2 separate regions of the Homo sapiens genome follow, and region 2 is linked to region 1. Evidence: chromatin contacts called from ENCODE Hi-C or POLR2A ChIA-PET data. All regions are on one chromosome and are shown on one strand. The core of a region is the stretch at or near the end of the contact, and the rest is flanking DNA. Distances in the headings are between cores, read along the strand shown. Region 1 holds the start of ELF1 (E74 like ETS transcription factor 1). Region 2 has its middle 44 kb from the start of LINC02341.

The links. A loop is a pair of places that touch in the nucleus more often than their neighbours do. ChIA-PET counts read pairs that join two places held with the same protein, here RNA polymerase II (POLR2A). Pooled maps may share reads with other maps.
Region 2: a pooled map shows a loop between it and region 1 (4-fold over the local background). The contact joins the enhancer-like site here to the promoter of ELF1 in region 1. A Hi-C loop is called at or near these places in 4 of 50 pooled maps. POLR2A ChIA-PET finds 5 or more read pairs at or near these places in 2 of 52 experiments (activated B cell and activated CD4-positive, alpha-beta T cell).

The regions. Positions count from the first base shown.
Region 1 is chr13:41,017,004-41,020,581 of GRCh38, forward strand. ELF1 (E74 like ETS transcription factor 1) reads right to left here and starts at 2,313. Exons shown (of 9, transcript NM_172373.4): 1 at 2,225-2,313. RefSeq lists an enhancer at 2,198-2,307.
Region 2 is chr13:42,379,529-42,383,056 of GRCh38, forward strand. No RefSeq gene overlaps it. Among named protein-coding and RNA genes, the nearest start is that of LINC02341, 44 kb to the right of the region's middle. RefSeq lists a silencer at 1,931-2,000. Within about 2 kb of position 1,308, at least 2 of the 41 ENCODE cell types and tissues checked have a DNase peak (open chromatin) inside an H3K27ac peak, as active enhancers do.

The DNA.
Region 1 (3,578 bases), core at 1,063-3,562:
AAAACTGTCTTTGTATCTAGAAGCTCAAATTTAATTCCCACCTCTTCATATTTCCATCTAAAGCCATCTTAAAATAAGCAGTCATGAACAAAAAAATTCTAACAGTGAAAAACAAAAAGTTGTTGTAGAAATAAAATGAATGCATCATCTTTCTGATGAAAAAGAAAACTACATTTTCAAAATCATTGGTTGATCCATTTGGTTGCAACTTATCACCAAGATTATCACCAAACATCTTAATTAAGGTTTTATTTACTCTTAAGGAAATATAGAGCATTTCAAACAAAGCATCACTTGTGACTGGCACAAGCAGTTCCAGACTGCGAAGCCCTGCCATTAGGTACTGCATGACCTCAAGCAAATCACAGGACCTCTGTGGGCCACTGTTTCTTCATCTATAAAAGTGAGGCAGTTGGACAATCTTCAGTCACTTTCAGCACTAAAGTTCTATAAATCACTAATTCTAAATTTAATTCTGATGGGTCAGTTCAAACTTACATTCAATCTTATGGAAGGAAAAACGTGGAGAGGGAAATACTTAATAAATTGTTCTGGTCTTTTCTTGGTTCTCTTCTTTTTACCCCCCCTTCTCCCTTCTCCTTGAAACTCCACTTCAGTCTCTATCACGTAAGAAAATACATAAACAATATCTATACTACTTTAACTGTACCAGCTTCTTAAATTTAAGAAACCAAATTCCTCTACTTCTCTTTAATAAATAAGATCTTAATTATGCCGCTTATTTGTGTGCCTCTTGATTTTTCTCTTATGGATCACCACCTTAAAAAAGTTAAAAAAAAAAATAGAAAAGTCTTCATTAGATTTTTCACACAGACCAGACTAGAAGTAAATACAGCTTTTGCTTACTCAAAGGCTGACTAAACCAGCAATATGCAAACAAAGATGATAGCAAATGGCTCAGCTGAATTGGTAAAATGTCCGCTGTGTCTTTCTTGTAAGACCGCAAAATTGAGATCTGTTAATATCAACAATCCTTACAAAAGAGTAAGAAATAATAACTGATTGCCTTTGTCTCTTCCCTTTAATCTGACAGGCCTTCAAGCACTTAGTAAGTGCATAGCAAATTCTCAAAGAACTAGCTAAATATCATTTTGGTCAACAAGAAATGATTTGGCAAGTTTTATATCCAAAAACTTTATTTTTTGGAATCACTGCATATTCCAATTTTATCTTCATAAATATGTTTCAGAAATAAAATACTACTGCACTCATCTTTACAGAGCACCTAGAACTTTAAGGCACAGTAGGATGTATACTTGCCAGCCAAAATCTCATAACTACAATGACAAGTACTTCAGGAAAAGACTGAGCAATCTTTTCATTTACAGAAGGTTTTTAATTCAAGGCAGGCAAATTTTAAGAACAGTAATACAAAAGGAAGGCCAATACTCATCACTTTTTCTTTTTACACAAAATTGAAATAACTACGTTTCCTTAGAAGACAGCTTTACTTCTAAGGTTGTTACTCAGAACAAGTTTTCAGTGTGAATTATAAAACTTCATTTTTTTCTAATAGTAAATGAATCATTCTAGTCTTTCTTCCTCTATTTAATATTCACTTTTACTTGTTATCTAAATAATCTAATATTCATTTTTACTTATTATCTAAATAACAATTCATTTAAATTTCCATTGGGTTTCCAAAATGAAACATTTAATATAATTTCATTAACTTTAAAAAACAGAGAGGGAGAAAAAAATAAATAAATAACAGTCAATGAGCAACACCTATGGCTGAGTTGTCCCAAAACTTCACCCTTAGCTAAAATGCCAAAACAAAGCCACTGCCCCTGGATATTTAACATCTATATCACACAGGAATAATACGGTTTACTTAACTGTAACTTCAACTACCCCAAAAAATACAATTAGGTTTTTTAAATTAAAATTTGACCTTAGTTTGCTTTGTGGTACTTAAAAACAAATAAACAAACAAAAAACCTCTTTTATTCTTAAATTACATAGAAAAAAAATCACAAAGACATACAAAATGCTTTAGCAAGAAGATCTAAAACTTTCCAGAATTTCAGTGCTTTGTTTCCCCCTAGCAATTAAGTTCAATCAGGCATGTGACTGACCACACACATTTTATCAGAGGGTTAAAGAACACATTCAGCCATGTTCTTCAACAGGTAAGAACCACCCTCTGTTTATCAGCTCAAGAAAAAGCCAGAAGCAAACATACAAAATTGTAACAAGTTACCTTCAAGTATTCTTTCTCTATCGTCTTTTGAGCTTGAAAATAAAAAGCAATCCGACAAGTTTTAGCTGTTAAAATGGCTCCTGTAGATTGGGGAAGTGGTGTCTGTGCTTCAGCTTATGAGTCATACATGAAACCAAGTGTTTCTAAGGGAGGCACGCCCATGTTGCTGTGGACCCAATTATTCTGCTAGGTCAAACATGCAAATCTGCAGGTAAAAACGGTATAGGAAAGTGGGGATGAAGAGGCAAGGAGCAAGATCTACCTTGATTAGACCATTACTAAGCTCATATTAATTGCCATAATTTAAAACTAACAATAAAATAGAGTAAGAACCTACAAGGGAGCAAAATTAAAAACTATATATTGTTTTAAAATATAAAAATCTCAATTTTTAAAAGTTGCTTTACTATATCAAATAAAACTGTGAAAGGAAAAAAGTATGAAAGGGGATGGAAGGGAGATAGCAAACTCTGTGGCTCTTAATGTAACAATGGACTGGTGAGTGTAATCTGGCTACTCATTAACCCTCATATGAAAGAGATATATTGCTATGTAGTCTGGAAAGGCTAGCAAACTACAAAGCCAGATGCAGATCTGTAAGTTCACTAAACAGATAAAATCCACTAGAAAATTCAAAGTTCAGTGGAAAAATAAGTGTGAATTAAACTGGTTTACAGAATTTTTAAAAACCCACACTCCAATGTTAGGAATTTAAAGTCCAACAAAGCAAAATGATTTTAAATAAACTGCAAGCTTGATAAAACCCTTTTAAAAAAGTATTGGTACGATCATAGTTCATAACTCTACTACTTCCAAATGATAGCTACAGTTTGACTTACCTTTCAAGCAAAATTTTCTACATGTATTTCAAGCCTCTTGTGCCAGGCACCCTGCTACAGCTCCACTGCAATTGTGGCAAGGCCAACCTAAGGGGACAACTGTGGCCAGTGAAGCTCTGCCTTCCAAGTCAGAATACATCTGACAAAGTGCCCAAGCCACTGAAATATTACTACACCTACTTATTCTGGCCTCTGGGTGAATACTTATTAATTTATTCTAAGAGCTTAAATTAATCAAAATGGCTTGAAAGCACTAAGTACTTCCAAAGCGCTTGAAATGATAAATGCAACTCAATAGATAGCCTTCGTCCTGGTATCTTACAAAAAGTAAATAGGATTTAGCAAGGTTTTCTCCCTTTAGTTAATTAGTTGGGAGTTTATTCTGGCTTACCAGAGGCATAGTTGAGAGCACAAGCTGTCACTGACTTAGGAACTTTACAAAATGCTGCAAAACAGCAATGATTGTGAACCAACTTTCTGCCTGCTGTCTATTTATTCCTTACACTGAAGATTGC
Region 2 (3,528 bases), core at 58-2,557, 1.4 Mb after region 1:
AAGGAATAAAAGTCACATTCACGAACATCAAAAAGTTTCCAGTTTACTTGGAGATGGTACATACACAATGAAATTGTGTGTTATTTATTACAGCAATACTTCACTTGCAATGGAGATTGATACTTATATTGGTTTGCTAGGGCTGCCATAATAAAGTTGGCTTAAATAACAGAAATTTATTTTCTTTCAATTCTGGAGGCTGTACGTCCAAGATCAAGGTGTCAGCTGAGTTGTTTTTTGCTGAGGCCTCCCTCCTTAGCTTGTAGGTGGCTGTCTTCTCTCTGTGATTTCACATGGTCTTCCTTCTGTCTTTGTCTGTGTCCTTATCTCTTCTTCTTATAAGGAGACCAGTTATTTTGGATTAGGGCCCACTCTATGTGCCCTCGTTTTAATGCAATGACCTTTTTAAATACCCTATCTCCAAATGCAATCACATTCTGAGGTACTGGCTGGTTAGGACTTCAACATATAAATTTGGGGAAGATGCAATGTAGCTCAGAACAGTACTCTCGGGTTATAACTTGGTAGCCAACGGTAGAAAGTTAAAAAGCAGCACAGAAATTCATTTTAGAGTATTATGTAAGAGCTGTCACACTAAGAAAAATATTTAAATTTTTCTAAAACTAAAAGAAGGAATATGCTTAAGAGATCTGTTGTACAACATGGTAACTGCAAAAGTCACAGCAAGTTAGTAATGGAGCTACTTTATAATTTACTTTCATCCTACCCTCAATTAATTTACTGGAATTCAACTACTGGGTAAAAGAAAACAAACAGAGAGGGCTTAGGGCAGATATCATGGGTCCTGGACCATTAAGCCTCAAACAGTCCAGCCTTGCTAGAAAGTTTAGGGGAAGAATTATGTGTTTAAAATAAACCTTAAAAAATTGAAGTATTATGATCATACAGAAAAGCGCACAGTCACCAGTGTTCAGCTTGATGAATTATGACACAGTGAGCACACCTGTATTAACCACAGCCAAGGTCAAGAAACAGAACTTCATCATAACCCCAGAGGTTCCCTTGTCCCACTCACTGCCAGCCCTGGTTTCTCTTCCTCCCTCTTGTAAACGATTTTAATGATTTTCCAGCCTCCCTCAGAGAAGAGAAGCACTTTGTTCAGGAGGCCTGGCCGAGGCTGGTGGAAGAGTGGAGGAATCAACTGAAGAATTAATTGAAAGTCATAGAGAAACAATGACCAACAAAGAATTGGGAGAACAGACACAGAATTGTATACGTATAGCCTTTTATTCCAGGCAGTATTCTAGGAACAGTTTAAGACATTTTTAAGGGCATTTTCCACTCTTTACGATTTTCACTTGAGTACTGTTTAGGTTTTAACCAAACTTCGTGTCATCTTAAATCGCCCTGAGAACCGGCGGGGGTTCTCTGCTCAGCGGAGGCTGAGGCTCTCAGCTGGCTCACAGCTTTAGGGAAGCTGCTACTTCCTCCTACTCACCTGCCCTTGAGCGCAGGGTGCACAGAGGGGAGGGGGCAGAGAGCAAGACGACTGGGCCAGCTCAGAGCCAGACAGTCCTACCTCAGTTTACTCATTCTGTCTCAGGGATGAGAGATGAACAAGGTCCCTAGAAAGAGAGTGAGTTGATTCAGCTGCCCTAGGGAAACAGCTCCATTCTGCTTATGGCCTCAGCCAACTGAGGTCCACAGTGCCAGATAACCTCACCCCAGCGTGGGGCTGCGGCCCACGCCCCCTCGTGAGAGGTGAAGCCAGCAGGACTTCCTGGGTCCAGTGGAACTTGGAGAACTTTTCTGTCTTACAAGAGGATTGTAAAATGCACCACTCAGCACTCTGTAGCTAGGATTGTAAAATGCACCAATCAGCACTCTGTAGCTTCCTAGAGGTTTGTAAAATGCTCCAATCAGTGCTCTGTAAAAATGCACCAATGGATGGTCTGTAGCTAGCTAGAAGTTTGTAAAATGCACCAATCAGTGCTCTGTAAAAACGCACCACTCAGCACTCTATAGCTAGCTAGAGGTTTGTAAAATGGACCAATCAGCACCCTGTAAAATGGACCAATCAGCACACTGTAAAATGGACCAATCAGCAGGACATGGGCGGGAACAAATAAGAGAATAAAAGCTGGCCACCTCAGTCAGCAGCAGAAATTTGCTTGGGTCCGTTTCCACGCTTTGTTCTTTTGCTCTTCACAATAAATCTTGCTGCTGCTCACTCTTTGGGTCCCTGCCACTTTTAAGAGCTGTAACACTCACTGCAAAGGTCCGCGGCTTCATTGTTGAAGTCAGTGAGACCGCGAACCCACTGGAAGGAACAAACTCCTGGACACACTCGCTGGTGCATTGGTGATGCAGCCCAATCAGATTAGCAACCCCTCCTCTTGGGGCAGAGCTAAGAGGGGTGTGTCCCTGTTATAGACAAGATTAGGAGCAATCAAGGGAGAACCACTGCACGTGCTAAGGAGGGTGTAATTGGGTTGGCTGGCTGTGGCTGAGCTGGGGAACAGGAGTGTGGGGTGCTGGGAGTTGGGTAGGGTGATGAGTTCATGTTGAGAAGTGGCGAAAGTAGGAAAGGAGTGACAGGCCAGACGTTGAAGGTCTTGAATATTGGGAAACAGATTTTAACTGTGTTGTATCTTGTAGGTTACTGGGAAACGGTTGTTGGATCTTGAGCAGAACAGTGACAAGGTTGTATTTCACGAAAATTGTAAATCAGTGGGGGGTGGGGGCCAGGGAGTATTGCGGGGAGAGAACGGAGCTAAGAGAGGAAGGGAGACCGTTGAAGGACAGGTGATGCACATCTAGATTAGCATGTGGCCTCCAGGAAATGGATGAAGTTTAGAGAAGTACTCAGTCCTAGCATCAGGCTTCAGACAAGGGGCAGGCTGGGGAGCTTCTAACAAAGCCCCGAGAAATTTTTTTCTTTTGGACCTGAGTGAGTAGCGGGTTGAGTTAATCATACTCTTCTGTGTATAATCACCGTCATCATTAGTTCACTGGCGCCCTCACTTAGTTTGTGTATTCATTTGCTTAGTCATTCATTTTTTTAATCCCCATTCTGCACTGTTGTTATTCTCCCCCCTTATATGCAGCTTGTCTAATGTTTGTGCTTTTTTGTTTCTGAGTGTTCTTTCAAAGTGTTTGTTGTTTTCTTGTTTGTATGTTATTTTAAAAACTTTTTATTGTGGAGGGGAATTTTGAACATATCCAAAAAGACATAGAAGAATATAATAAATCCCGTGTGCCCATCATTCATCCTTAACTACCATCAGGCCATGGCCAGTCCTACTTCATCTACATCCCATCCACTGCCTGCCTTCCACACATCAGATCATTTCTCCCATAAGTATTTGAGTGTGTTTTTCTGCAAGATAACACAACCACAAAATCCTCATCAATAGCTTTAAAAGAACAATGTTTTCTTAATATCAAAAAGCTAATCCTCAAATTTCCAATCTTCTAATGACTGTTATTTTTTCCACAGTTTGTTTATATGAGTCCAGATTTAAATAAGGCCCAAACATAGTGATTAAACATAGTGATTGGTTTATA